Regions from separate parts of the Homo sapiens genome. Here region 2 is linked to region 1. The links are chromatin loops, found by intact Hi-C in ENCODE. Cell type or tissue: breast epithelium. All regions are shown on one strand. Links, peaks and the distances in the headings refer to the core of each region. The heading gives the core; the rest is flanking DNA.

What was found. Peaks named below come from ENCODE experiments on the same cell type or tissue, not always from the same donor. Only the 100,000 strongest peaks of a DNase experiment are listed, where the experiment ranks them.
Region 2: a loop joins it to region 1, with 18 times the contacts of the local background. A loop is called at or near these places in 10 of 110 quality-filtered maps.

What each region holds. Positions count from the first base shown.
Region 1 is chr1:94,340,698-94,356,942 of GRCh38, reverse strand. No RefSeq gene overlaps it. Among named protein-coding and RNA genes, the nearest start is that of ABCD3, 70 kb to the left of the region's middle. In breast epithelium, for the core only: no CTCF peak of the experiment used is centred there; no DNase peak of the experiment used is centred there.
Region 2 is chr1:94,393,353-94,407,831 of GRCh38, reverse strand. It overlaps a transcript of ABCD3 not described here and the pseudogene RPL21P26. Among named protein-coding and RNA genes, the nearest start is that of ABCD3, 18 kb to the left of the region's middle. In breast epithelium, for the core only: no CTCF peak of the experiment used is centred there; a DNase peak (open chromatin) is centred at 6,501.

The DNA.
Region 1 (16,245 bases), core at 7,555-11,554:
ATGACCTACACACTTCCTCCCATATACTTTAAATGATTTCTGGATTATTTGTAGGGCCTAATACAATGCCTACACATCACTTTAGTCTCATGGTTTCAACACAGTGCTCAGCATGCTACAGATTCAAGTTTAGCCTTTTGGAACTTTCTGGACTTTTTTTTTCAGAATATTTTTAATCCTCGGTTTGTTGAATCCGTGGATGTGGAAACCACCAATATGAAAGGCTGTACTGCACTATAGTATATCATATAGTATGCCATACAAAAAATTTATAAGAATAACTAAAAATGTTTATCTATAAATTGAGGATTGGTATTTCCAAAAGATAAATACATCACCCTGACCATCTCCTTAGTGTTGAACTATTCCATTAAGAAACCAGGAGGACTGTCAGGGAGCAGAACATTCTACCAGAACACATAAGCCATTCATAATTGGAGCTCCTCCAGCATTTTCCCCATCCCTATTATCACTTTTCTATATCTTTTTTTTTGGTCTGGAGAAAATAATATTTGAATTTTTAAAATATAAAATAAAAAATTTCTTCTAGAGTGCACACAAAGAAAAATCCCAGTCCTCTGTGAGCATCCTCTTCTTTAGCTATTCACATAAAGACAAGACCTCTCAAGCCTCTGACCTTTATCTTCAAAGCCCAGTGTGAGTTGAAAAAGAGACATTATACTTTTTTGCACTCTAAATTCAGATAAGTTTGAACTATCTGCTTCATTTTAGTTCTGTTTAAAAGGAAGCTTCAGATGTTTATAATACAAAACATTTTAGGAGAAAAAACCCAAGTCCTCCATGTTTAGACATAAGGAGATCCTATCACACTTTAGATCCTTTACCATTTTAGAGTTTCTCAAATGTGAAGTCTTCCTCTCTCCACATCATTCAAGATAACACACCTTCTTTTTCAGATAAATCTAGAAATGGGTTATTTAACATTATTTCTCTTCTTGATCCTTATGAAGTGACTTCAAACAGATTAGTGTTGAAAGAATGCTGCCTCAGGATTAAGCAAGAGTACATGCCTGACTTAATCAAATAGAACCATCCACTGATAACCTCTGCCTCAGATTTAGAATCCCTTTCACCTGTCCCCTAGATGCTTTGATTATTTTTCAAATAATTCTGAAAATTTGCCAAATAATTTACTGGTAATAGTGGTAGGCGTGGAGCATGGGAGGGCTGGCAGGGAAAGTAAGTTGCTAAAATGTTCCTATGCAAAGTCCAGATCCTCTTCCAATCACAGGCTAGGAAGAATGTGATCAACAGCCTAAAACTCTCAATGAGGAGGGGGGAAGGGACTGCTCAGGACGAAGGGCAGGGGGAGCAGAGGTAAATTGATTGATCTTGTCTGGTAATCATGTTCCTTCCCACTCCCATGTTACACAATGAAGGGGGAAACAGTGCTGATTATCAAAGGAAGAATATATACAGCTGTGCTAGGTTCGGGAGTTTCCTATCACAACATAAGCTTGGTAAATATATGTGTGGGGGGATGTGTCTATCTATTTGTCTATTATTGATCTTCCTATTTACTGTCTGCCTACTTACTTATCAAAATGTAGCAATGAACTCTAAGTTTTACGTATATAATATATGCATATATATCACATAGTCCCCGAGACAGGCTTGAGGAGAGCTTGTCTATTTCCTCAATGGCAACAGGACTAATATAAAAGCTCCCAGTTGCTGCCAGCCAGTTCTTAAGGTCCTTAAGAGGGTCTCTCCTGAAAGGCAGGATTTGGCTCACACAATAGATGTCATTTGAATAGGGTGACCATATCAAGGTGCTTAAAATACACAGAATATGAAATAAGAACTCACGTTTAACTTTTGGCTGCCTTTCTAGGTATTCAAATGGGAAATGACATTAGATGTTAATGTCTGGACTCCTGGTCCCTGCAGGTGGGCATGGGAGAGTGAAGCTTGCCTGAAGCAATAGATTTGGAGGCTAAGGAGGTCCAAAGCCTAAGTCTTGGTTGAGGCAGCCTTGAGAAGCAACGTGTAGTTAGTATCAGCTGCAATGCTTTAGGTTGCAAGTGACAGCCCGGTGCAAAGTGATAGACGAGTGGTTAAGTCTACGGATTTTGAGCCAGCTCTAGATTCAACCCTAGCTTTATCCCTTAACTAGCTGTGTGACCTGGGCAAAATATTCAAGCTCCTTGTATCTTAGTTTTCTTGTGTGCAAAATGAGGAAAATAGTGAACTTGATAGGTTTCTTATAAGTTGTAAATACATGGATTTATTTAAGGTACTTGAAGAGTGCCCAAAACTTAGCTCAATGTATGTTAACAAGTAATAGAATTCTCTACTCAAACTGAGTCGAACATTTAGAAAATGTATTATATATTTCTCTTAACAGGAAGCCCAGAGGCAGAGTGGGCACCACAGTTGATTGACTGAGCAGGATGACATTGCCGCCATCTCTCCATTCTGCCATCCTAAATGGGGGCTTCGTTTTCAGGCTGGTAGTAAGATGGCTACAGAAGATCCTAACATCACATTATGAGATAGGATATGTTTCCTTCTGTGGCTTTCTTTTAAAAGAAAAGCGTTAAGTCTGGCACAGTGTCTCATGCCTGTAATCCCAGCACTTTGGGAGGCTGAGGCAAGAGGATCACTTGAGCCCAGTAGTTTGAGACCAGCCTGGGCAACATAGGGAGACCTCATCTCTACAAAAAAATTTAAAAATTAGCCAGGCATGGTAATGCATACCTGTGGCCCCAGCTGCTTGGGAGGCTGAGGCTGGAGAGTCACTTGAGCCCCGGAGGTCGAGGCTGCAGTGAGCCATGATGGCACCACTGTACTCCAGCCTGGGTTTCCTCCTTAGACTTCTAAATCCTCATTGGCCAGAATTGGTCTTTTGGCAAAGGGAGTGAATAAGTTTCCCTTAGACTGATCAATTTCACCTCTGGAGCTGGGGGTGGGATCAGCTTCCTCTCACTGCTTGGAAATAAGCGAATGTCTGAATGGTGTTGCAGTTCCATCAGGAACCATCATGAAAGGGGTGGGAAAATGGTAGAGAATGAATACTGAGTAGCCAACCAATAATGACCACTACAACTATTGTGGACAAAGACCAAGAACAGGCTGAGAGAGGATGGCACAAGAGAGTACAAGAGGCAGAGCCTGGAGAGACCCATTGAGGTAATTTCCTGTTTAAAGAGCCTGTCTGTGGCCATCATGCCTGTAATTCCAGCACTTTGGGAAGACAAGATGGGAGAATCCTTTGAGCCTAGGAGTTTTGAGGCTGCACTGAGATGTGATTGCAGCACTGCATTCCAGCCTGGGCAACAGAGGGAGACCCTGTCTCAAAAACAAAAACGATAATGAGCCTGGCCAAGCCCGCTGATGGGGAGAGAGTTGTGGAGGACAGCAAATACCACCCTAGTCCCTCATTAATCCTTCTTTTGAGGTTGGAAAGGAATAGGATTATGCTAAATTCACTTGGTGGAAAACTTTAACCCACTAGGAGCATTATGAATAAGATGGAATGATGTCAAGAGCTGTGAAGTGTCTGAGATTTTACCCTACTTGCAATCTAACAAGTTAGCTTGTCATAGTTTCACGGATACTAGCAGAAGACTTGAGACTCCTGGGTCAGAGTTAAAGGCCTTATTATTCACAGCAATAACAGTAGCCAGAGTATGAGGATTTGTGCTGGTTCCCCAAGCCCCGATTCCCACAGGGTGATGCAAAAAGAGTCAGGTGTTATGTGATGGATTACATCACAGAGGAGAGACCCTAAGGTCCAAGAATCCAGATATTTTACAAAGGGGGCTGGGCTCAGTGGCTCATGCCTATAATGCCAGCACTTTGGGAGGTCGAGGTGGGTGGATCCCTTGAGGTCAGGAGTTCAAGACCAGTCTGGGCAACATGGCAAAACCCCATCTCTGCTAAAATACAAAAATTAGCTGGGCGTAGTGGCAGGCGCCTGTAATCCCAGCTACTCAGGAGGTTGAGGCATGAGAATCACTTGAACCCGGGAGTCAGAGGTTACAGTGAGCCAAGATCATGCCACTGCACTCCATCCTGGGCAACAGAGCGATACCCTGTCTCAAAAACAAACAGACAAACAAACCAACAAATATTTTACAATGGAATGTAAGCCTGTCTACTCTTTTTCCCAGAAGCAAACATTATCTTTATTACACTAGACTAGATAGTAAGTTTGTCTATCTATACTCCCTGGGTTCTGTCAAAATTTCCCATGAATACACCACTCCATTGGCCACTCTGATTAATCTGAACAATAGAGGCTAAGGGCAAATCTGTTCCATTTGTATCATATAGCATTTAATTAAGCTATTATTAAGAGGACTCAAATCAGCAGAATGAGGCCAACCTACAAGATTGACCTTCATGCTGCCCAGGGTGCCAGACCGAGGCAGCTGAACAAATCCTATGAATCATCAGGGTCCGCTTTAGAGAGTCACGTGGCTTTCTCCGTAAATTTTTGTACTGGTCTTTCCACTTGGCCTAAGACATTAATCCAGGAACATCAATATATATCAGTGATTGCATAGACTCTGTCTTGGCCCTCAAAATGGAAATCCAGGGCAATTATATTCATAACAACCCTGGCCACTTGAGGCCAACCGGAATGCCTTCCAGGAAGGAGGCAGTAGTGTTGATCACTTAAACTAAAGTCAGGCACTAATTTATACCATGTGTTTAAACTGACTCCTGACATAGTGGCATTATATACTGGGGACACATACATAACAAGGGATACAGTTATCTCTCTGGGAATCTCTCCCACGTAGCCAAAAGTTGCCCTTTTTTGGGAGAGATATCTGTAGTTCAGAGGGCTATGTCATCTACTGGTGGTGCTTCTTTAAACATCTGAAGATTTCTTATGACCATTGCTAAGTCGTAAGTCAATGTGTTTTCAGAAGGCAGAGAGGTTAATGCCTGAGTTCTATATAAAAAGTACAGTCCCAAGGGTATACATCATGTTCATGGAAAAAAAAGTGTTGTTTATAATTGTTGGGGGTCCCTAGTGGAACCTACGTCATCTAGGTGGAGAGGCTGATGTGCCTCCGACATGACTTTTTGGCCAGTTGGTAAACTTTAAAATTCCCAGTTTAGTTTAAATGAATGAGTTTAGTCTTTGTTTTTAGAAAGACTGCCTGAGGGCAGCCAGTCCAACCTGACCTGTTTTTTCATACCACCACCTGGGTGGCATTTTTCCACCAGAGAAAATGACTGAGTGACAGTTATGAGAAGGGGCTAGGAAAGACATCTGGAGGTGTTAGCAGGTGTTCTTGTGGGAGGTGTGGGAGCTGGGGCCATCCACTGTTGTTTCTGATAGACTTCTCAGTAAGTTTAAAGGAAGTGGCAGTCAAATCATGATCAGAACCATCTGGCAGAGGATTGCAGACCCGGCAGGCAGTTCCATTTAAGTCCCTTCTGACAGTTTGGAAAAGCCTCGTCAGAGTTTTCCTTCATGAGGAAGGCTCCGGAGGTGGTTCTGGAAAACAAACATCATCTGAATCCCCCTCTCTTTTGTGTCTCTCAGGGTCTGAGTGCTCCCATCTCAGGTGCTGTTGTTTGTTTTGTCCTGCTTCCAAACTGGTGCATCCAATTCTAGTAGGTGCAATTCACCTTTTCTCAATTGTCCCCTAATCACACCCCGACCTTTGTTCAGAAGGCTGGACATTTTTATAAAAGTTATAGAGACCCATTATAGCCCCCACATTGGCCTGTGTGAGCCACTCACTGTAGGGGGATTTGGTGAGCATGTGCTCAACCAAGTGGCAATTATCACTGTAATCCAAGTCAATCCAAATAGATAATACAGATGACTGAACCAGAATTAAGCTGAACTCTCCTGGCCACCAGGCTGGCGTGGGGTTGCTATCAGGGAAAAGAAAGATGCATCATGGCCAGGAATGGTCAGGGAGAAATCTCACATTTCAAAATAAGTCTACACAGCCTTGCACTCCTTTTTGTCCTGGTTATCATCCAAAAACCTGCCAAGAGGAGATGATCTCTCTCTGGGGACAGCTGCCTTCATTAACCAAACTGCCTTACTAAAGTGGACCAAGACAAGGTGAGGGAAGTAGAGTCAGAAATCTTTTGATTCCTCAATTTTTGAAGAGGCCATTCCATTGCTAAACAATACCAAATACCTGTGGATGGTAAGGGGCTTGGAAGGTCCATTGAATATCTGTACTGTCAGTAGCAGAGGCCAGGGTAGAGAGGGAGGGAGGGATCAGAGGGCAAAAGGGGAAAGAGCCTCTCCAGCAGTGAGGCTTTTCATTTATTTTCAGTTTTAGACAACGTGGTGGCTGCTCATGGCTCAACCAAATGAAGTCACAATGTTTTTGGCCAGTCCAGTGCCTTCTATTGGGCAGCAAGGTCCTCATGTCTAACACCTTCTATTTCAGCCTGGGGACCTTTTGACTCAGAGTCACAGCCACACTGTTATCTGCCTGGCATCACCAGGTTTATGTCACTTTGCACTCTTGGGCTGGACTCACACAATGAGCCTGCAACTCTTCAATTCCAACTCACAACTGGCAAAAAATAGAGAAGCATTTCATGCCTACCTGATCATAAAATTTGGTCAACATGTTCACTACTGATTACCAGAGGCTCCCCACAGAAACTTTTTATTGGCCTATAAGGCCTTCATCATTCCTCTTTTACTTATCAATCTACATCCCATCATAGTCACTAAGACTGTCAAGAACTGTGAACATTTTGCTGTACTTATAATCTAAGTTATGCTGCCACAGTTTCATAGATGCTGACAGAAGACACAAGACTCCTGGATCACAGACAAAAAACGTTATTGCCCACAGCAATAGCAGTAGTTAGATACTGGCATTTGTACCAGTTTCCTAAGCCCTAATTGGCACAGATCAATGCAAGCAGAGCCAGATGACACCTGCACATGTAGTGGATTGTGTTGCAAGAGAGAAACCCTGAGCTTAGGGAACTAAAAACCTTTTATAATGGACAGCAAGTAAACACGCACCTTTGTTCCAGGGGAAGATACTCTATCTTCCAAAGTAGTTTGCTATACAAATATCCTTAAAAAGATAGTTCATAACAAAAGTGTCAGTCATTGTGCTTGTAAGATGTGCAGAAACATGAGACCCAAGAAGATTTGTCTTTTAATAATGAATTTTAGCAACTACTTCTCTCAGTCACACCATTCCTCATAAGTCTCTTGTGAATCACAGTCTACTTTCCATTCTTGTTCTTCACGGATGGGAGATGCAATATTGGTAGAGGAAATAAAGCCAGCAATAGGGATAATTGATAGGGATTTTAACAGAGAGAGGCAATAGGTATTAGAAGACTTATTAGTTAGAAGGTTTTTTTGGTTGCAAATGGCAGAAATCTACTACGGTTAACATAAGTAACAATAAAATTTATTACAGAACTACGGAATAGCACAGAGAAATAAAGAAAAAGTTGGACAATTCGGTCTTTAAGAGAACAGGAACCACAGAAGATCCAGGAATCTAGATTTAGGAACTAAAAAACAGTCTCTGGGTGATGCTGTTAAGATGATCCTAATGTCATTTATTCTTGTGTCACACAGCTCAAGATTCAAATTCTCATAGGACAGCATCTGATTGGCCACACTTGGGCCACATGCCCATGTTTTGGGCAGGAGAGGATAGGGATGGTAACTGTCAGTTGGAACAAAAGTGCATTCAGGGAGAGTGACAGATTTTCAGAGAAAAATTGAGATATTTTCCTACATATGAGATTCATTTTTTCAGTTTTCTCCACATAATGGGGGATATTGTTGCTAGCAGTTCTGGGATCACATCTTACTTACATCTTCATTACCAGTGACAGATGAGAAAGAATCAAAGAGAATGCCTCTGAAAGGCCAGGCTAGGTCACACGCTCTGTGTATGGGGGTTAGGGGTTGGAGCAAGACACTGGAATTTGTTCCTATTTCACTACCATAAGGTAAAATAAGGATCATATAACAGCCATTAATGGCTCTAAAGAATGCCATTAATGGCTATTATTAAAAAGTCAAGCCAGACACGGTGGCTCACGCCTGTAATCCCAGCACTTTGGGAGGCTGAGGTGGGTGGATCACCTGAGGTCGGGAGTTCAAGACCAGTCTGACCAACATGGAGAAACCCCGTCTCCACTAAAAATACAAAATTAGCTGGGTGTGGTGGTGCATGCCTGTAATCCCAGTTACTCAGGAGGCTGAGGCAGGAGAATCACTTGAACCCGGGAGGCAGAGGTTGCAGTGAGCCACGATTGCACCATTGCACTGTAGCCTGGGCAACAGGAGCAAAACTCCATCTCAAAAAAAAAAAAAAAAGTTAAGAAGTAACAGATGCTGGCAAGGTTGCAGAGAAAAAGGAATGCCCACATACACTGCTGGTAGGAATATAAATTACTACAGCCATTGTCAAAAGCAGTTTGGTGATTTCTCAAAGAACTTAAAACAGAACTACCATTTGACCTAGCAATCCCATTATTAGATATATACCCAAATATGTTAAGACATTCTTGCTTTGCTATAAAGAAATAGCTGAGACTGGGTAATTTATTAAGAAAAGAGGCTTAATTGGCTCACTGTTCTGAAGGCTTTACAGGAAGCATGATGCTGGCATCTGCCCAGCCTCTGGTGAGGCCTTGGGAACTTTCAATCATGGTGGAAGGTGAAGCAGGAGCAGTCACTTCACATAGCAAAAGCAGGAGCAAGAGAAAAAGAGCAGGGGGTGGAAGGTACCACACACTTTTAAATGACCACATTTTGTGAGAACTCAACTATCATGAAGACAGCACCAAGCCATGAGGGACCTGCCCCTTGTGACCTCAACATCTCTCACCCGGCCCTACCTCCAGCATTGGGGATTACAATTCAACATGAGATTTGGGTGGGGGAAAATATCCAAACTTATATCATCAAAGAAATGTAGATCTTTCTGCCATAAAGACACATGCACGTGTATGTTCATCACAGCACTATTTACAGTAGCAAAGACATGAAATTAACCTAAATGCTCATCAACAGTAGACTGGATAAAAAAACCTGTGGTCCATATAAAGTACTCCATGGAGTACTATGCAGGCATGAAAAGAATGAGATGATGTCCTTTGCAGCAATATGGATGGACCTGGAGGCTATTATCCTAAGCGAACTAATGCAGGAACAGAAAACCAAATATCACATTTTCTTATAAGAGGAAGCTAAACACTGACTACACATGAACTGAAGGAAGTGAACAACAGAATCCAGGGCCTACTTGAAGGTGGAACATGGGAGGAGGGTGAGGATCAAAAACCTCCTATCAGGTATTATGCTTATTACTTGGATGATGAAATAATCTGTACACTAACCCCCATAACATGCAACTTACCTATATAACAAACTTGCACATGTGCCCCCTGAACCTAAAATAAAAGTTAAAAAGAAAAGAATGCCATTAACAGTAGAAGGGGGTGAGAGTGGTATTGGGCAGAGAAAAACAACAGATGTCCACTATGGTCACCAATCCTACACTATCCTTCCTCCCAGTCTGGGATTTCATATCTTGATTTGAGCACATCTGTAGGAGAAAGGAAACTAAAGGCATTGTTACTGAGCGTTCATGGGAGCAATAGCCCAGACCAGGGTGGGTAGTTTCCTCTGGCCACCAGAGGACGGGGGATACAGGGAAACAGAAAATGGCTGGGCAGAGACCTTGGACATTAATCACTGGGTGCTCAGGGCCACCTGGGGCCACTGGAAGGTACAACTGAAGCCTGAGGCTGAGAAGTCTCATTAAATACCACCAGCCTCTCACCAGAGACCATGGAGAAAATCTGCAAGGTGAGCAGGTTTGCCATTTGGGGCCTGTGGCTCATGCGTCAGAAATAGGCAAGAAGCTAACTGTCCTTCGTCTCGCCCAGGGCCACTCAAGGGGAAACAAGCATGATCTAAAATATCAAGCTCACAGCACAGGTTGGGAGACGGGATTAAGAGTGAGGTGTGTCAACAAAATTCTGAAACCAGATACCAGCCAAGGACTCCTAAAGGCAAGCTGCCCCTAGTAGAGTCTGAAGATATATTCTGAGGCACCAAAGCCAGGGAAGGGAGTCCTTTATGGAGGAAGGGAAAGAAAAAAGTTGATTTTGAATAAATGATAACTCCAAACATAAAATGATTTTTTTTTTTTTTCGATGGAGTCTCACTCTGTCACCAGGCTAGAGTGCAGTGGCGTGATCTTGGCTCACTGCAACCTCCATCTCCCGGGTTCAAGCGATTCTCCTGCCTTAGCCTCCCAAGTAGCTGGGATTACAGGCACCCACCACCATGCCCGGCTGATTTTTTTGTATTTTTAGTAGATACGGGGTTTCACCTTATTGGCCAGGCTGGTCTCGAACTCCTGACCTCGTGATCCACCTGCCTCAGTCTCCCAAAGTGCTGGGATTAGAGGCATAAGCCATCGTGCCCAGCCATGATTATTTTTTCTTATGCAAGAATAAAAGCATCAGGTATGCAGACAAGTGATATGACTATATATTTTATATTAAATTATATGACACTATATATAATAAATTATATTATGTTAAATATATTGTAATATGGTATGTTTTGTGAAACTCCTGTTGGCCTACCTTGGATCTCCATGCAACTGCCATGGAAGTTATGTAGAAAGCAAGGCACAAAAGGAGAACGTCTTTGCTGCTCCACGGTGTTCATGGAGCCTGTCAACATAGGTTCTCAGTCACAGCGCTCCCTACATGGGGCATGTCTCACAGAATAAAATCTGAGAACTGTGAACAGGAAAATCTGAGATCTGGAGGTCATCTGCAGATCGTGGTTCAAGATATTAAGCTGTCATAAGAAAACACATAGGGCTGCTCTGTGGGCCCTTATTCATAACTGTATATAGCCAGCGTTTGTACCTCATCCTTGGGTAAGAGTGAGATCTACCTTCTTGACAGCCTGGCATTTAGTCCAGGCTGGCTTTAAAAAAAACAACAACTTAGTAACCAATCAAATGTCCATTTTCTGGGAAATTGGTAAACAAACTATGGTACATCCGTACAATGAAATACTACTTAGCGATTAAAAAAAAACAAACTACGGATTCACACAACAGTGTGGTTGAATTATGTTCAGTGAAAGAGGTCAGAGAGAAAGAACTACATACTTTATGATTACATTTATAAGAAATCCTAGAAAAAGCAGAATTACAGTGACAAAAGGTAGACTGGTGTTTGCCAGGGTTGGGGAAAGTGATAACTGCTAAGCGGCACAGGGAAACTTTTGAGGGTAATGAATATTTTCTATGTTTTGATTATTTGGTGACTTTTTATTGTGGTAAAATATATATATATATAGCATAAAATATGCCATTTTAACCATGAAGTGTACAGTTCAGTTACATTAATGACATTCATAATATTGTGCAACCACTCTCTATTTCCGTAACTCTTTCATCACCCCAAACAGAAGCTCTGTGCCCGTTAAGTAATAACTCCCCAGTCCCTCTTCACCCCATGTGACTTTTATTGGATGTAAATTAAACCTTAATAAAGCTGATTCTACAAAATGTACTGTCTCTCTCCAGTCCCTGTGATAAATGTCCTCCTCCTAGGTGGGGTCATTTTATGGAGCAACCCCCTCTGGACTTTCCTCTGTTCTCTGGACCTGAGTGCCCAGGTCCCTGGCCGTCAGCCTCCCTTCCCAGACCATCCACAGATTCTACACACCCATGGTGTCCCCAGCTTGTTTGAGGACTTATTCTTTGGCCCTTGCTCTGACAGCAAGCATCCTTTCCCTCTCTCCAGCAAATCATCTCTCAGTTAGTCTTTTTACCCAGCCCCACCTACCAATGTCTGTCTTTGGCAACATATACACAACACACACACACACACACACACACACACACACACACACACACACACACCATATCTCTTCAGTCTTTTTACCCAGCCCCACCTACCAATGTCTGTCTTTGGCAACATATACACAACACACACAAACACACACACACACACACACACACACACCCACCCCATAACGACAGCTTCTCCCTTCAACAATGTGGCATGGCCTGTTTTGTGTCTTTTCTACTTCCAGGCCCCTAATCCTCTTACCTTTAGCATTTTTCCCTCCCTCACAAGTCAGCTAAGTCCAACTTGGACTTCATACTTGTATTCTTAAACAGTACAGACTGACTTAAAGTCCAGGTAAAGAGAAAGACATTGAGTTTTCTTTTAAAAGACAGGAATCCTTCTTATGTCATCCTTTCTATGACACTCTACTAATCATGCACTTTCAAGGACATGGAGCTGGCATCTTCCCAGTGTCCTGTCCCACTGATGTCCAGCAGTGGCCCCAGATCTGACTTGTTGGTCCTGTTGTCCTTTCAGGTGAGAAAGTAAAATGCATCTCTCCCTTTTGGCTTCCCTTCTCCTCCTCCAAAAGATATGTAACCAACCCTTTCTCTCTCATTTTTCTCCTCACTAAGGGCAAGGGTGGTGCTTAGTTAAAAACAGCATCTTGGCCTGGCATGGTGGCTAACACCTGTAATCCCAGCACTTTGGGAGGCCGAGGTGGGCAGATCACCTGAGGTCAGGTGTTTGAGACTAGCCTGTCCAACATGGCAAAACCCCGTCTCTACTAAAAATACAAAAATTAGCCAGGTGTGGTGGCACGCACCTGTAATCCCAGCTATCTGGAGGCTGAGGCAGGAGAATCATTTGAACCCAGGGGGCGGAGCTTGCAGTGAGCTGAGATAGTGCCATTGTGCTCCAGCCTGGGCAACAGAACGAGACTCCAACTCAAAAAAAAAAAAAAAGAAAAAAAACACGGCATCCCATCATTTCACAAGAGGTGCTAGAAAGCTGCTGCAGGGTGGCTCAGACAGTGGTCACATGGGTTGGGTCCATTTCTTATTTTGTGAGGCCTGAGGGGATACAGTCTGAAAGCATGAGATTAGGGAAAGATATTAACACACTCAGTAATAGGAACATGAAGATAGGGGTCTGCAGCTTATGTGGGTCAGGATACTTCCAAGGGGGCTGGACCAAGGCTGCCCACTCCGGACTCCTCCATATTGAAATATTGAACCCTCTCCCCACACAGTTCTGGGGAACTTGCAAAGGCAACTGTTCACTCCATAAGCGTGTACAGGAAGAGCTCCCCTTCCCCTTCAATATCTTAAGGAAAAGGTACTGCTGTGGTTAGAGAAGTAATCTTGGGATAAGACTGACCCTTGTGGACAAGTAGCAGAGTTTCCTTGAGAGGTGGGGTTAGAAGAAGGTTGGAAGAAAGATCTAAGGACAGGGAGTCATGTTAGCGACATGGCGAACCCATGAAGAACTTCTTATGAAGTAATTTAACTTCCTGAGTGCCTTCTGGAAAAATCACATTTAACCCTCAGTTTCAGTCCTCTTCCCCCACCATCCTATGTTATAATTCCCTTCAATTCAATGGCAATTCACCCTCTCCCTATCCCCTCAAAATGATTGATGGTATTATGGAAAATGAAGGGAGCATATAATAAACAAAGCGTGGTTTCCCCCAGACTCAGCTCAACTGGTTCCTGGTTGAAGGGCCCTCTCTGCAGGGAGGGGATTATGCCTAGGAACTCCAGGTAGGTAGCAGCCGTGAGGTAACCAGAGCTCCACAGCAGAGTGGATAGAGGGAAGACGCACATGAAGTTGAAGAGCAGCTCCCGGTAGGCATCTCTGGAACATAAGATGAATCTTTCCAAATGCTTACAGAGGAATGTAACCTTTTATGGAGGGGAAGCTGATATTTGGGCCATGAGTGGATCAGCTCTAGAATTTCACTCCACTCCAAAGAGAAGGGAGCGGGAAGTTGCCATGTATTTTTCAAACTCTAGGTCACATTTGAGTGACCTTGAGTCTTGAGGTCTGTTCACTCAAGACTCCATTCTTGAGTGGACTCCATTCCATTCTTGAGTCTTGAGTGAACAGACCTCGCTCAAGTAAACCTAAACAAAAGCCACATTAAAATAAAACTAGAAAGCAACAAGCTGAGGGAAATGTTCCCATGATGAACAAAGGGTGGTGCCCTAATGTGGAGAGGAGAGTATCTATAATTCAGTTAGAAAAGTCAACATAACAAAAAAGTAAAAATGATAGTATATACCCAAGGATAAACCAAAGAGAGTTTATTTACAAAGAAACTATTTATCTAGTTGTGATCTCATGAAACTACATAAGATAGTGCAGTTACCTGATAGCTCCAGGTAGCAGTCCCAGTTATCACTTCTTGATCTGAAAAGATAAGAGGAGGGAAAGGTTACAGGAGCTCAGAGGGAGAGCAGGTCCGGTCAGAAGATCACTGAGCTTTGTTCTAAAGATACACCCAGTCAGAGGCAACCTCACAGGGAAGGACCTAAGGAAATAAATACTTTGAACTTAACCCCTTCCTACCTCCAATCTCCTGCCAGGCTTTCTGCTGGCTGAGCCCAGCTGGGAGCCCAAGGGCACAGGCGCCATGCTGACGAATCCCAAAGAGGTCCCACTTGTAGGGCAAGAGCAAGATGGAAAATGGAGAGAGTGAATGTGAAGTGGCAAACAGGATATTCAGCACGGGAGGAAAGAATATCAGTATGCAGTTCACAGAGGAAGTGATAGTAATGGGCTTATTGGCCACTTGAGACTAGCTCAATCTCACCAGTCGTGAAAGCTCAGATTCTGAAGTCAGACTGCCTGAGTCTGTCTGTTCTACTGCTTAGTTATGATTTAATCTTATCAAGTCTTGTTTTCATCCTTTGTAAAATGGGAGTAATGATAGTATCTACATCATAGGGTTGTTGCAATGATCAAGTGGAGAAAGGCATCTAAAGCCCTGGGGCAGTGCTTGGCATGGAGCAAGCAATCAATACATGATATCTATTTTTTTTATTTCAAATTGGTAAATGATAAAGATCTGTAGTATTTGTTATGGGCAAGGTTATAGGGCAAGAGGCACTCTCAGAAACTTTTACTGGGAGTATAACGGGTATGTAATCTTTCGGGGAGGGGAGTAATTTGACAGTACTGATTATAATTCAAAATAGGAGTAAACAATTCCATGTCTAATAATTTATCTTACACAATTACCTTCAGGAATACACAAAAAATATACATACAAAGATGTTTAATGCTAGATTACAATTTGGAAATAACCTAAATTGACATAATGAAACTCTGTGTACCAATTTGTGTTGGTTATCTATTGCTGTGTACAAATTATCCCTGAAACTTGATAGCTTAAAAATGGCAAAAATTTATTATCTCACAGTTTATGTGGGTCAGGAATCCCTGCATGGCTTAGCTAGGTACCTCTGGCTCAAGGTCTCTCATGAGGTTGCAGTTCTACTGTTGATCAGGGCTATGATCTCATCTGAAAACTTGACGCGGGAGTGGAAGGGGAAGATATAGACACACGTGTATCTGTTATTCCTGCATTGTTCTCCCCATATGGTTTGAATGGGCATGGGCATCCTCTCTTCCCATTGGAGTGGTAAGGTCTATGTTAAGTGTTTGGACTTTGGAAGAGAAGAGACCAGAAGAGGACCTCTGTCTTGCCTTGATCCCAGCCCATTCAGACCAGTCTAACTTAGGTAAGGAGCTCTTCTTTTTTTGAAAGGAAACATATTGTTTGAAGCTGATCCCTGAGCCAATTGCATGATTTGCCTTGCCTTGCTTTGTTCTCTGTGAATATATTTCATATATTTCCCTCTGGTACCTTAGGAGAAGGGGTTGGCAGCCAAAACAGAGTGAAGACAATCATGTATTCCAGCAGTTTCCAGCTAAATCTATATCTCAACCCATCACACCCTTCAACATATGAAACTACATTCGTCACGAAGACATTATCATGGCCCTTTTGAGTCTTCTCTCCTTGAGGTCAAACACTCCCCATTTCTTATCATTTTCCCTCAAATAAGATAGGTTTGCTATCCCTAATAGTTTTGCTCACTCTCTAAAGTATGTGTATGGAACACCATAAATACTTGATGAGTGAATTCATTCATTCAATAAAGAATGAATATTCTAATTTGTGAATGTCCTTCTTCAAACATTACCAGGGCCTGGTGACATTTTAAGAGCAGTGTACCAGTTAGCATGCTTGAAACTACACAAAAAAGAAAAACTAACCTCAAGCTGATTTAAACAATATAAGAATCGATTAGTTCACAAAACACGGAGCCCAGAAGCTGTAGAGATCCAGCAGAATTCGGAAAGTTTGACACTGTGGTAAAGGTTCTGGCTCTCTATGTCTATGATGCTATT
Region 2 (14,479 bases), core at 4,774-8,773, 54 kb before region 1:
TTGACCATTTAAAAATGTAAAAGCCATTCTTAGCTTGCAGGCCATACAAAAACAGAAGGTAGGCCAGATTTGGTCCACAGGCTATAGTTTGCTGACCATCGCTTTAGCAGCAGGAATGAATTGATTATAAAATAACTACCAAGAACAAACTCGAGATCCAGATTCCTCAGTTTTTAGTCTAGCCTGGTGCTCCTGATGAGCTGGATAATATTCACATACACAAATCACAACCAGTTGTAAGATACAATGGTTGAGAAAGCCCCATTTATAATAGAAACAAAAAAGATAAAATATTTAGGAATAAACTTACAAGAAATGTGCAAAACCTATATGAAGAAAATTACAAAACATTCCTGAAACACAGAAAAGAAGACTTGAGCAAATAGAAAGACACCCCTTGTGCTTGGTAATCCCAGCGCTTTGGGAGGTCGAGGCGGGCGGATCACCTGAGATCAGGAGTTTGAGACCAGCCTGACCAATATGGAGAAACCCCATCTCTACTAAAAATACAAAATTAGCCGGGCATGGTGGTGCATGCTTGTAATTCCAGCTACTCGGGAGGCTGAGGCAGGAGAATCCCTTGAACCCAGGAGGTGGAGGTTGCGGTGAGCTGAGATCGGGCCATTGCACTCTAGCCTGGGCAGTGAGAGCAAAACTCCGTCTCAAAAACAAAAACAAAAACAAAAGGATGTTTCAATATCATCAGTATGTCAGTTCTCCCTAAGCTAATTTATAAGCTTAATGCAATTTTAAGAAAAAAATCCTATGAGGTTTTTTGTTGTTGTTGTTGTTGTTGTTGTTTTTATGAAGGTAGACAAGTTCATCCTAAAGTTTATAGGGGAAAATAAACATCAAAGAGCAACTGAAAAGGCAGGTTATAGCCCCACTAGATAGTGAAACATACTATAGCCTTTTGGCTGTAACCACCATCTTTCAGTCATTCGCCAAGATGATGAACACAAAGAGAAAGAGGAGAGCCACCCAATACATGTTCTCCAGGCTTTTTAGGAAACATGGCATTGCTCCTTTGGCCACATACATGCAAATCTATCAGAAAAGTTAAGTCATAAACATCAAGGAGATGGGCACTTGTTGAAAAAGGAACACGGCACAAGTGTTACCATGCCATAACTGGAAGTCTACGATGTTCTCAGGATGTTGTTGACATTGCTATAAACCAATACTTTAAGGACAAGATTCTTATCAAGAGAATCAGTGTGTGTACTGAGCACATTACATCATTACATACTCTAAGAGCTGAGATAGCTTCCTGAAACGCAAGAAGGAAAATGATCAGAAAAAGAAGGGAGCCAAAGAGAAAGGTACCTGGATTCAACTGAAGCGCCAGCCTGTTCCACCCAGAGAAGCACACTTTGTGAGAAAAACTGGAAAGGAACCTGAGCTGCTGTAACCTATTCCCTATGAATTCATGGCATAGTAAGTGTAAAACAACAACAACAACCCACTGGACTGTAAAAAAAAAAAAAAAAACAAAACAAAATACTATAAAGACTCTATCATTAAAACAGTGTGGTACTAGTACATGAATAGACAGATCGACAGAATGGAAAGTCCAGAAATGGAGACAAGTGCATATAAAAATTTAGTGTATGATAAAGGTAATATCCCTTCTCACTCAGGCAAATATAGTTGTTTTTTTTTTTAATAAATGGTGTTGAGATCGCTGGATAACCATTTGAAAAAAAGTTAAATTCCTTCCTCAGACCATACACAGGAATAAACTCCACATGGATCACAGATATAAATGTGGAAAATAAAATTACACAAGTACAACAAGAAAACATGGGTAAATACCTCTGTAATCTAGATATCAGAAAAGGTTTTCTGTTACTAAAAATTCAAATGCACTAAAAGAAAAAATTGATAAATATAATTTTTAAAAATTTCTAAACTTTGGCATGCCAAAAACCATAAGCAAAGTCAAAAGGCAAACAACAAACTAGAAGAAAACATTTGCAGCCTACATTGCAAATAAAAAATCAGTATCCCTAACTGATAAAGAACTTATAAAACTTAAGGAAAAAGACCAAAAATCCTACAGAAAAATAGGCAAATGACAAGAACAGACAATTTACAAAAAGAGATACAAAAGCTGGTCTTTAAACACGTTGGAAGATGTTCAACATCGCTCCTAATAAAGAAATGCAAGATAAACTATACTAAAGTCAGTTTCTCACCCACAACTTTAGCAAAAAAATTCAAAAGCTTGATAATGGCGGTGTCTCATGCCTGTAATCCCAGTACTTTGGGAGGCCGAGGCAGGTGGATCACCTGAGGTGGGGAGTTCAAGACCAGCCTGACCAACATAGAGAAACCCTGTCTGTACTAAAAATACAAAATTAGCCAGGCGTGCATGCCTGTAACCCCAGCTACTCGGGAGGCTGAGGCAGGAGAATTGCTTGAACCCAGTAGGCGGAGGTTGTGATGAGCCAAGATGGGGCCATTGCACTCCAGCCTTGGCGACAAGAGTGAAACTCCGTCTCAAAAAAAAAAAAAAAAAGCTTGATAATGTTACTATGTGGCAAGGTATGGAGAAAATAAATACCCTCATGCATTGCTGGTAGGAATGAAAAGCAATTGAGGGGAATTTGGCTACACAGATTCAAATATAAAACTATACAGGCATTTACCCTAGAGTGTTACCTTTTGGAATTTACATATACTAGGAAGTAGATACACACCCAAAAATACAAAAATGCAATATGCACAAGATTATTTTGAAATAGCATAATATTGAACACAAACCAACTGTTCAAGTATAGGACACTAATTAATCTTTGGTATATACACATAATGAGTTCTATGCAGCTACACAAACTATAATAGGGAAGATTTCTTTTCTGTTTGTTTTTTTTTTTCTTTTTTTTTTTTTCGAGATGGGTCTCGCTCTGTCACCCAGGCTGCAGTGCAGCGGCGCAATATCAGCTCATTGCAACCTCCGCCTCAAAATAGGGAAGATTTCTAGGAACTGAAATGAAATAATTTCCAGGAGGTATAATTAAGTTTTTTATAAAAGCAAAAGAGCTTATGAAGGATGCTAACTTTAACATATGAAAGAAGGGAAAATAAAGATATATACATATATTTATTTAACTTTGCGAAAAGTAATACTAGATGAAAAATCAGATAACAATGAAATTTGTGACCTACAAGGGGATGCAGAAATAGAATGGAAGGGATGTAAAAGAGTAACACTTCTCTGAGACTATCTTTTTGCATAAGCTTGACTCTTGGAAGCATGATTACATTCTACATATTCAGAAATGAAATTCAATGAATAAGAATAAGAAGGAAAAAATGAAAAACTGAAAGCAAACCACAACAAATGAAACTGATTTTATTTCATATTAATACCATAACCACACTGGAGAGAAAAAACAAGAGAGCCAAAGATGGAAGAGAGGAAAGAAGGAAGGAATCCATGTAGCTTATGAACATAATATTTGACTATACATCCTCAGTCTTGTGCAGGGTTGTGGATAAGGAAGAATTACACATGAACCCTGAACTCATTATAGTAGACTTGTTTATTCTAGTATTATGGGCAAAGTAATTCTTAAACTGTTTAAGAATTTTATTTTGGATTGATCAAATGAGCAAAGGTATTGATGTTGTTGGGATCTAGAGTTATCACTGACGAAGAAGGGACAAAAAAATTATGGAGTAGGAGAAAACCAAAAAGAATTCTGAGGGGGATGGATTGCAACTGGAAACCTCAGATGTGATTGTATAATTTGTAAAATATGTATGTGGTATGTGTATGTGTGTATATGTGATAAGTATGCATGTATATGTACTTACAGGTATACATTTGTATACTAGTGTGTATACATTTACATATTTCTTTGTTCTGTCCACTGAAAAGACCAAGAAACAAAGTCTGGTAGCAATGATCATACCTCATACCTAGATCTTGGTCTTTTAACACCATTTACCACTAAAAGGAACAAGGGCTCCTCAAAGAAATGGCTAATTCCAGGGATGGAGCAGGGTAGGTATAAGATGAATATTTAGTCATATCAGAAAATTAAAAAGTTGATTAAAAAATCATGAGGGCATGTCACAGGAACACAGGAGTCATCTTGAAAAGGCTCCTCCAGACCAAACCTGAGATAATTTGTACACCAAAATAAGTCCAGTAATAAATTATAAGCCATTGAAGAAATAGAAATTAATGAGTTCATATCTACAATAAACAGACAAATAAATAATAGTGGAGAAAAGAGGTCTCTTGATTACAGGTAAATGCGAAGGCCAACTGGTAAGGGAGGAGTGCAAGCTGGAAAATTATTATTTTGTGACAATCATAGTGGAAATTGAATCAGGCAAGACTCATCAATGGGTGCCAAAGCTAGGAGTGAATTTTGATGAGGAACAGGATATTTTCATAATCTTAAATGATCTGCTGACAGATAACTGCTTATTAGTTACAATGGAGAAAACATAGTCATTTTACAATGAATAAACTGGACAAAATCTTGACTGGTCAGTCCAAATTAACATCACCAATGTAGGAAAGATGGATATCTCACGCCTCTCAACATCTCCTATGCAAGATTCCAGCCTAGAATGCATAATATGAATCTCATCATGAGGAAACATCAGAACAACCTAAGACGAGGATCATTTTGTTTAAAAAGGGAGGAAGTGCCACATTTTCAGCCATAAAAAATGATGAGTTCATGTCCTTTGTAGGGACATGGATGAAATTGGAAATCATCATTCTCAGTAAACTATCGCAAGAACAAAAAACCAAACACCGCATATTCTCACTCATAGGTGGGAATTGAACAATGAGATCACATGGACACAGGAAGGGGAACATCACACTCTGGGGACTGTTGTGGGGTGGGGGGAGGGGGGAGGGATAGCATTGGGAGATATACCTAATGCTAGATGATGAGTTAATGGGTGCAGCGCACCAGCATGGCACACGTATACATATGTAACTAACCTGCACAATGTGCACATGTACCCTAAAACTTAAAGTATAGTAATAAAAGAAAAAAAAAGAGAGGAAGTATTATATTCATAATAACAATCAATGTCATAAAAGGCAAAGAAAGAATATGGAAATGTTCCAGATTAAAGGAGGCTAAAGAAGTGACAATCAAAAGTAATAGCTGACCCTAAACGGGGTTTTAGATTAGAGCGTGAAGGGGGTAGAGGACGTTGTTGAGGACATTATTGGGTCAATAACCAACAAAACTGGAATACTATTGGTAGGTTAGAGTATTATATCAATGTTACATTTGCTGAAATTGCTAACTATACTGTGATTATATTACAGAACATTCATATTCTAAGGATATATACACTCAACTTCTTAGGAGTAAAGAGCCTTCAAATGGCCCTGAGGAAAAACACACACATACATAAAGAGCACACACATAAATGATAAAGCAAAGGTTAAATATTTATAATTGGCAAATCTGAATAAAGGGCACATGAGTGTTTGTGCCATTTTAAGCTTTGTAACTTTTGATAAATTAGAAATTATTTCAAAACAAAAAGATTTGTTTAGAAAATAGAAAATTTAAAGACATATTAAAGAACACTCATAACAGCCTTATTCATAACCTCCTAAAACTGGAAACACACTCAGTGTCCATCAGCAAAAGAATGGGTAAACAGGTTGTGGTATATCCAGACAATGAAACATTACTCTTCAATAAAAAGGAAGAACTGCTGAAAAGTACAGCAACATGAATGAATCTCACAAAAACTGAGTGAAAGGAGACAGATAAGCAGACACACACTACTTGATTCAATGAATACAAATGCGAGAACAGGCAGAACCAATGTATGATAAAAGAAAGTGGGTGCATGTGGGAGCGGGGTAAAATCCACTGGAAGATGGCATGAAGGAACTTCCTTGGGTGACAAAAATGTTCTATATTTTCTTTGGGGTGGTGGTTTTATGGGTATTTACAAATGTCAAAACTCATCAAACTGAATACTTAAGACCTGTGCCTTTTATAGCATGTAAATCATAATCCCAAAGAAATGAATCAATGAATGAATGAGCAAACAAGCTAACTAATCATTTTTTAAAAAGAAAGATCTTAAAGATAAATTCAGATTGATAGAGTTGCATCTACTTAAACATCCCTGGAATTTGTTCCAGTATTAAGACCATTTACTTGTAACCTTATGTCCTGAGAAGGACCTGAAATATCTAAAAATATGAAAGAAAAAATAACTTATCTTAAGAAGACCTAAGGTATCTGAAAAATGGAAGGAAAATAATTTATCTCAAATGTCTCTCAAGCAACCTTCAGAATAGTTAAGAATGCCCTGTGGGATTTACAGTTAATTTCAAAACACAACTAACCAGTATGTGATTCAGAAAGATGCCTATGTTGTTGTTATACTTGGAAAGATTTCTAGATTTTGCTGGTTGGAGATTTTGTTTCATACATATAAACAGTGGCACATTCCTGTAGAATTGGGGCATGTTTGGGCACCATTCCGTATTGGAAATGTTTCCCTGGTCTGCCCACGCTGGGCACCAGGCCTACGACTATACATGCTAGCAGGTTCGACCAGGCTTGGATATCTCTCTTAAACAGTATATGAAAGAATTCATTTTACTCAAGCAATAAAATGATTAGTTCATGTTCTTAATCCGTTTTTGGCTGCTTATAACAGAATACCTGAAATTGGGTAATTATAAGAAACATAATTTATTTCTTACATTCTGGAGGCTGGGAATTCTAAGGTTAAAGGAAGACATCTGGTGAGAGCTTTCTTGCTAGTGGGGAATCTGAAGAGTCCCAAGATAGCACAAGGTATCACATAGCAAGGTGACTGAGCATACTCACGTGCTAGCCACCAGTTCCCCTCCCCTGATTAACACATTAATCCATGAATCCATTAACAGATTGGTCATTCAAGAGAGCAGTGCCCTCATGATCAATCCAATCACCTTTAAAGGCTCTACTTCTCAATACTACCACACTAGGAATTAAGTTTCAACATGAGTTTTGGAAGGGACATTCAAACCATAGCAGCTCAGAAACGTGAAACTGCACAGTGGTAATAATGTAAGTTTAAATATCAGTGCTGTATTTCAAGGATTCTCGGCTATTATCATACTATAGTTTGACAGTGAGCTGCAGCTCCTCTTTCTCTAGGTGCTGGTGAATCCTTCAGCTGGAAGGCACAAGGGTGGTGTCATCCCCTGATCCTGTGGCAGCTCCACCTCTTATGTCAGGCTGGCACTGCTGTTCTCCTGCTCTCTTTTGCCTCAGAGTGCCACACTGGTCTAGAGGGGAGGGTGCTTCCTGTCATCACAGCTAATACACAAATTCCAGAGGTTCTCATTTTCTTCAGTTCCTCAAAGTTTAATTTCAAAGACACATATTTTATCAATGACTTTCCTTTTTCTTTCTTTTTTTTTTTTTCGAGACAGAGTCTCACTCTGTTGCCCAGGTTGGAGTGCAGTGGCGCGATCTCGGCTCATTGCAACCTCCGCTCCTGTGTTCAAGCAATTCTCCTGCCTCAACCTCCTGAGTAGCTGAGGTTGCAGCTGCCACCAAGCTGGACTCATTTTTGTATTTTTAGTAGAGATGGGGTTTCCACTATTTTGGCCAGGCTGGTCTCGAACTCCTACCCTCAGGTGATCTGCCCGCCTTGTCCTCTCAAAGTGCTGGGGTTACAGGCAGGAGCCACCCAGCTTCAATTACTTTTTTATTGTTCTAGGATGTTGTGCTTCTGTTTACAACTGATCAAATCTTTGCAAAACAAGAACTTCCATAAGAAAATCTTTGAGACAGGGTCTTGCTCTGTAGCCAAAGCTGGAGTGTAGTGGCACCCAGGAACCTCCCACTCCTGGGCTCAAGTGATCCAATCACCTCAGCCTCCAGATGCTATGACCTTCTGTTTGCAAGCTTCTCTACAAATCCCTACTAAATCGCTGGTGCAGCCAGAATGGGAAGGTTTTATTTCACAGCTCTCCATGTCATAACGTAGAAAGTAAATATTATCTGGATGGAGTCCTCCCCCAAATACACAAATGCCTTTCCCCTCTAACTGCAGCACTGCGGCATCTGAGGTCAGAAGTGATGTGTGTTTGTGTTTTGTTTTGTTTTTTTGATTGTTACAAGTTATCCATGCCACACCCAGCCATATTTGGGTTGCAGATTGATCTGAGCACATGCTCTTGAACAAAAACACCAGGAAGTAGAAAGAACAATGGACTTGGAGTCATGAGTCTGGGTTCCACCTCAAGCTTTCTCATAAATGACTGTGTAATTTTAATCTTTGGCTCTCAACTTTCTCATGTGTGAAATAAAAGGGTCAATACTGGTTACCTCTGGGAACGGGTATTGGAATCATTGGCTACTGAGAGATTTCCAGATTTAGAGGTTGAAGACTGGGCCGGGCAAGGACTTACCAATGGAGATAGTAGACAAAGCCCTTACATACTCACACATGTGAACACCACTGAGGGAGAGTCGTTTTTCAGATTACACAGTTATCTACTGTTAAACAAAAATGTGTGTGCATTACTTTTATACATTTAAAAAATTCTAAAAAGTTATAAAATATAACACTTTTGAACAAGTTGACTGCTAATCTCCTTTCTGTCTTGAAAATGTTATTGTAAGGTGTTGGGCAGGGTGAAGGAATTCACTCCAAGGGGCTGTAGAAGGGAGTTTTAGGGTGATGGACCTGTTCTGCATGATACCATGGTGGTGAGTACATGACTTTGTGCATTTTGTAAAACCCACTGAACTGCATGCTACTACATATGAGTACAACTACATACTACCGAAGAGTGAAATGTACTATATCCAAGTTTTGTTTTTTTTTTGAGAGTACAACTACATACTACTAAAGAGTGAAATTTACTATATCCAGGTTTTTTTTGTTTGTTTGTTTTTTTGAGACGGAGTCTCACTCTGTCAGTCTGTCGCCGGGCTGGAGTGCAATGGCATGATCTCGGCTCACTGCATCCTCTGCCTCCTGGGTTCAAGTGATTCTCCTGCCTCAGCCTCCAGAGTAGCTGGAATAACAGGTGCCCGCCACTATGTCCAGCTAATTTTTTTGCATTTTTAGTAGAGACAGGGTTTTACCATATTGGTCAGGCTGGTCTCTAACTCCCGACCTCATGATTTGCCCGCCTTGGCCTCCCAAAGTGATGGGATTACAGGCGTGAGCCACTGTGCCCAGCCTATATCTAAGTTTTAAAAAATATATCAGGCTACCAGGAATCCCAAGATGGAATGCAGACTATGACAAATAAATGTAACTGTATACCAAACCGCAGGGGGTGGGGGTGGAGCTGACCTAAGTAATTTTGGAAAACAGTGTTTTTACTGAAAACTGTTAGGTTACAGTCAAAAAGAACTGAATAAAATCAGTGTATTCTACTTATGTTTCAGACAAGAATACACGTTAGCAATTCTGACAGGTTAGTGATTCTGATATTATTTTATAGGTATATTAGGGTTGAACACAGAAGTAAATAAATTGTAGATAATGCAAGTCATGTTTCCCACTGTCAGAAAATGAAGTTACAAGTCAGCAGGAGAAGGATGGCTAGAATCAACCCTCTGGCGCTAGAATAGGGTCAAAGATAGCAGTAGGAACTCATGTTGATTGATTGATAGATGATATAGAAATAAAAAGAGCTTTCATTTGCCATACCTGGAACAATTCTGAAACAAAATTAATAATGATAGTATTGGATTATAACCCAAAGAATAAAATAAAAATTCATTAGTCTATACTGATAAAAATTATGATTGAATAAATAAATGGGGTGAAGAAAAAACTCTCACAGAAAAATTCCAGCATTCCAAAGAATAAATGTAGATGGAATGAGTGCAATAATAATAAAAAAATTTGAACATCTCAGTAATAATTATTGTGGTTAAGACTCAGGGATGAATGCTAAAATTACTGGGTGAAATTTTAAAGAGAAACAGAATGGTAGCATAGCCTCAAAATATTTTCCCTGAAACATATATTAAATGCTGTGGTGATTTTAATGTCTGTCCAAAAATTCTTTGATATTCCTCCCTCCAAGCAGTGTAATTTATTTACCTAGCCCTTGAGTGTTAATTGAAGTTAGTAACTTGTTTCTAATTAATAGAATATGGAAAGGAAAAAAAATAGTAATTTTATAGTAGAGAAACCTGGCACATACCACCTTAGCCAAGTGATCCAGGTTAAAAACACCAGGAAGAAATTGATGAGCACATGTTGATATCATGTGTCCTTGACATGATGCAATGAGAAGAGCACTTCATCTCCATGGCATTCTCCCAAAAAGTCCATAACCCCCAACTAATTATGAAGAAACATCACATAGACTCAAATCGAGGGATATTCTACAAAATACTTGACCAGTACTCTTCAAAAGTGTCAAGTTCATGAGCAACAAGGAAAGACTGAGAAACCATCACAGATTGGAGGAGGCTGAGGAGTCACAGCGGCTGAGTGCAATGTGGGATCCCACTTGATCCTGGAGCAGAAAAAGAGCATAAGTGGAAACGCTGGGGAAATTGAAATGAAGTCTGTGGTTAGTTAGCAGTGCTGTACCAGTGTTGATTTCTTGGGTTTGATAAATGTGCCATACTTAGATACAATGGTAACATTAGGGGAAGCTGGATGAAAGGTATACAAGGATTCTCTGTACTATCTGCAACTTGTCTATATATTAATAGTTAAAATTGTTTCAAAATAACAAGTTTATAAAAAGGTTATGATAAAATGTCTTCAGTGCCACAATAAAAAAAAGTGTCTAATCAAGAGCTTTATTTTTGCATCCTGAAATCAAGTAAGAAACTAGCATAAATAGACAAATCCTAAAAAAATTTAAATATAAAGAAATATAGGTGAATATACACTTTTTTTCTTGAAATACAACATCACAGGCCTATCAGCAAAGCCTGGGAAAATAGCCTGCAAATCACATGAGACTAGAACTAATTACTTTGCCATTTAGCTTGCTTTTCATATCTTTAAATAACCCTCCGGAGATCATGCGGTTCCAGGCCAGGGAACCATTTCATTCCCATCCAGGCCCATGGGCCCACAGGAAAGCCTTAATATTAGTACAAAGCAACTCAATACAATTTCAGGTATTTTTCAGAGATAGAAATACTTAATGTTATATTTATGTAACTATAAAATTAAGAAGAATTTACATAAAATTGTTCTATAAACACACACGCACGTGCGCGCGCGCACACACACACACACACACACTTCTATTCACATGAGGAACAGTTTGTGGAATGAGAGGCAGACGAGAGGAAAGATGAAGAGGAGCTTCCTATATCCCTGGGCGGGCACTGACTTGATGGTGACCCCTGCAGGGGGATTCTAGAAAACGAGGTTGGATGAAGTGTTTGCTGGAAGCTCCTGAGAGTAACTGCAGTCTGAGTCCTAGTAAATGATGAATGTTAAAGTTCAGTAAGTGAGATTTTGTTGTCAGGTCCAAGAGGTGAAAGGGGAAAAATGAATAATAATTACAGCTTCTGTTTATAGTGGTGTATCTCACTTTATTCTCACAATAGCACTATGAGATAGATACTATTATTATCCCCTTTACTAACTGGGGAAACTGAAGCTAAGAGACACTGAGGAACTTGCCCAAGCTCACACAGCTAGTAATTGAGGAAATAGGATTGGAATCTGGGGTTCTATTGGAATCTATTGTTTGAGTTCTTAACCACAGCACAGAGTCTAAAGCTGAGCACACACAATAACCAAGAAGGAAAGGATAGGCAGAAATAATGTGAGAGAGTTTAGCATTTGCTTCAGAAACCTGAGATCCATTTTCAGTGCTGCTAGGACTGGTTTCCAGGTTTAAAGATTGGAGGAAACAAGGAAGTAGCCATGGAGACAAAAACATGAAAGTGTTTCTGTCTGTCTGTCTCTGTGTGTGTGTATGTGTGTGTGTGTCTCTCTCTTTCTGTCTGTCTCTCTGTGTGTCTCTTTGTCTCTCTCTCTCTCTCACACGCGTGCACACACACACACACTCACTCACACTGTAGTCTCATAGAGGAAATGGAAATGGAACTACTACAGGTAACCACACACACCTGCAGAATTAATTTTAATGGCAAAAACAGCAATTACTTTTGCACCAACTATTTTTACTTGCTCTTTCAGATCCATTTGCCATCTCTTTGGCACTCTGCACTGTGCCACAGGATCATGACCTTTATCAATAGCATTAACCAAGTCTGCAGTTGGATTTGGCCAATGGGAAGCACTGGTAAGAGACTGGAAAATTGGAGGACAGAAAAAGGCTGACGGACTTATTCCCCTGATTGTCTCCTTGATTGGTGATAATTTATGCATTCCTATGCCAAAGGCCACGGTTCCTGCTGGGAAGTCCTCTTCTACTACTACAGCTCTCACCGGTTTCAGTAATCTCTCTCTCTCCTGACCTTTCCAGTTTAGAAATGGTAATGGCCTCCTGCTGTTGAGGAGTTCCCTGTGGAACTCCACCATCTCTTCTGGTTTTCCTATATCTTGTCACATGTCTGTGAACAGCACCTTCATTAATTGCCCCCTTTCATGGTTCTCTTTCCTGCCAGGCTCCTGACTGATAAAGCAATTAAAAAGGGAGTAGGATGGCTCTAGGAAACAGAACATATGGATAACCCTCTTGCTAGGGGGAGTATTGAGAGAAGCATTATTCAGACTATGGAATGGAATGCAGAAGAAAAGCAAGGTTCAGGAGGATACCCAAGGCATTTAGTGGCTAAGGTAACAGTAAGCACAAAGATTGCATGGCCTGGGATGTCTCATAACTCTGGAGAGCATATCTAGAGAAAAGGACAAATGTAAGGCACTGAATGCCAGACACAGGGCATTGGTGGGAAATCAGAAAGTATCTACTGCATTTTTAAAAGAGTCTCTTAGGTCCTATAGAAACAAGATAGACACGATTGAAAATTAAACACAGAGCCTGATTGGAAATGCTGCAGAGTTGAAGGGTCCTTTTGATGTTCAGTCTAACACTCTCCCAACTGAACTCTTTTGGCTGGGCTGCAGTGTCAATTAAATGCACAACACTTTAGGTCTCTTGTACTAAGTTACAACATCGATAGGAAAGGAGTAGGAACCTAAGACACGTGGTGGAGACATTCCAGCAAAAGAGGTGGGCTGAGAACTTTGAATCCTCATGTCCCCTGAACATTCCTTGTCAGCACAAGCATTTTCCTCTCCGCTCTCTGAGGCAAGCAGACTCCCCCTTAATAAAAATCTGCCAATGGCTACATTTTCCCATTTAACTTGTCCATTGGGCTGGTGGCAAAAGCCAAACTGGCCTTGGAATATGAATGTGGATTTTTGCAAGTTTAAATAGGTGATGATGTCATTTGCAGTCTGGCACCTGGTATGCAGATACTGACATGGAAAATGCTTTTTCTCCATTTCTATCAGCAAAGGTAATCAGAAACAGTTTACCTTTACATGGCAAGGAGCATGGCACACCACCATTGTTTTATTACAGGGCTATGTCAACTCTCCTATTCTGTCATAATAGAATCCAGAGGATGATAATATTACTGTCTCACAGATTATCATACTGGTCCATTACATTGGTTACATTATGCTAATTGTGCCTGGTGAGCAGTAAGAAGCAAGCACTCTAAGTTGCCTTTGTAAATCACATGTATGCTAAAGAATAGAAGAAAAATTCTGACAAAGTTTAAAGGTCTGAAACACCAGTGAAGTTTCTGTGGGTCCAATGGTTGAGGCATATTAAAATAACTGCTCCAAAAGTTAAAAATACCTGGCATCTTCTATCACAAAGAAAAGAACTCTTTGGATTTCAGAGGCAACCTATACCATCTTTGAGCATCCTTCTCTGATCCTGTAAGCAAGTGAGACACAAGGCATTCAGTTTTGAGTGGTGTCCAGAGCAAGAAAAGGCTCTACATCAGGTTCAGGCTGCAGGGCAAATTTCCCTGCCACATGGGCCTTATGACTTTATGGATCAATCGTATTGGAAAGATCTCTGTCAGATATAGATGCTATAATAGGTCTCTTGGTTGATTAAAATAATGCCAACCTGGATATACCCTTCTTTCTGAAACTTAAATTATTCTTACTGAATATATATATTCAACTGAATTTGACTTTGTGTGTGTGTGTGTCTTCAGTCGCAATCTTCTTTCTTTCTTTTCTTTTCTTTCTTTTTTTGAGACAGAGTCTCACTCTGTTGCCCAGGGTGGAGTGCAGTGGCATGATCTCAGCTCACTGCAACCTCCTCCTCCCAGGTTCAAGCGATTCTCCTGCCTCAGCCTCCCAGGTAGCTGAGATTACAGGCATGCACCACCAAGCCTGGCTAATTTTTGTATTTTTAGTCGAGACGGGGTTTTACCACCTTGACCAGGCTGGTCTTGAACTCCTGACTTCAGGTGATTCACCTACCTCAGCCTCCCAAAGTGCTGGGATTACAAGGGTGAGCTACCATGCCCAACCCACA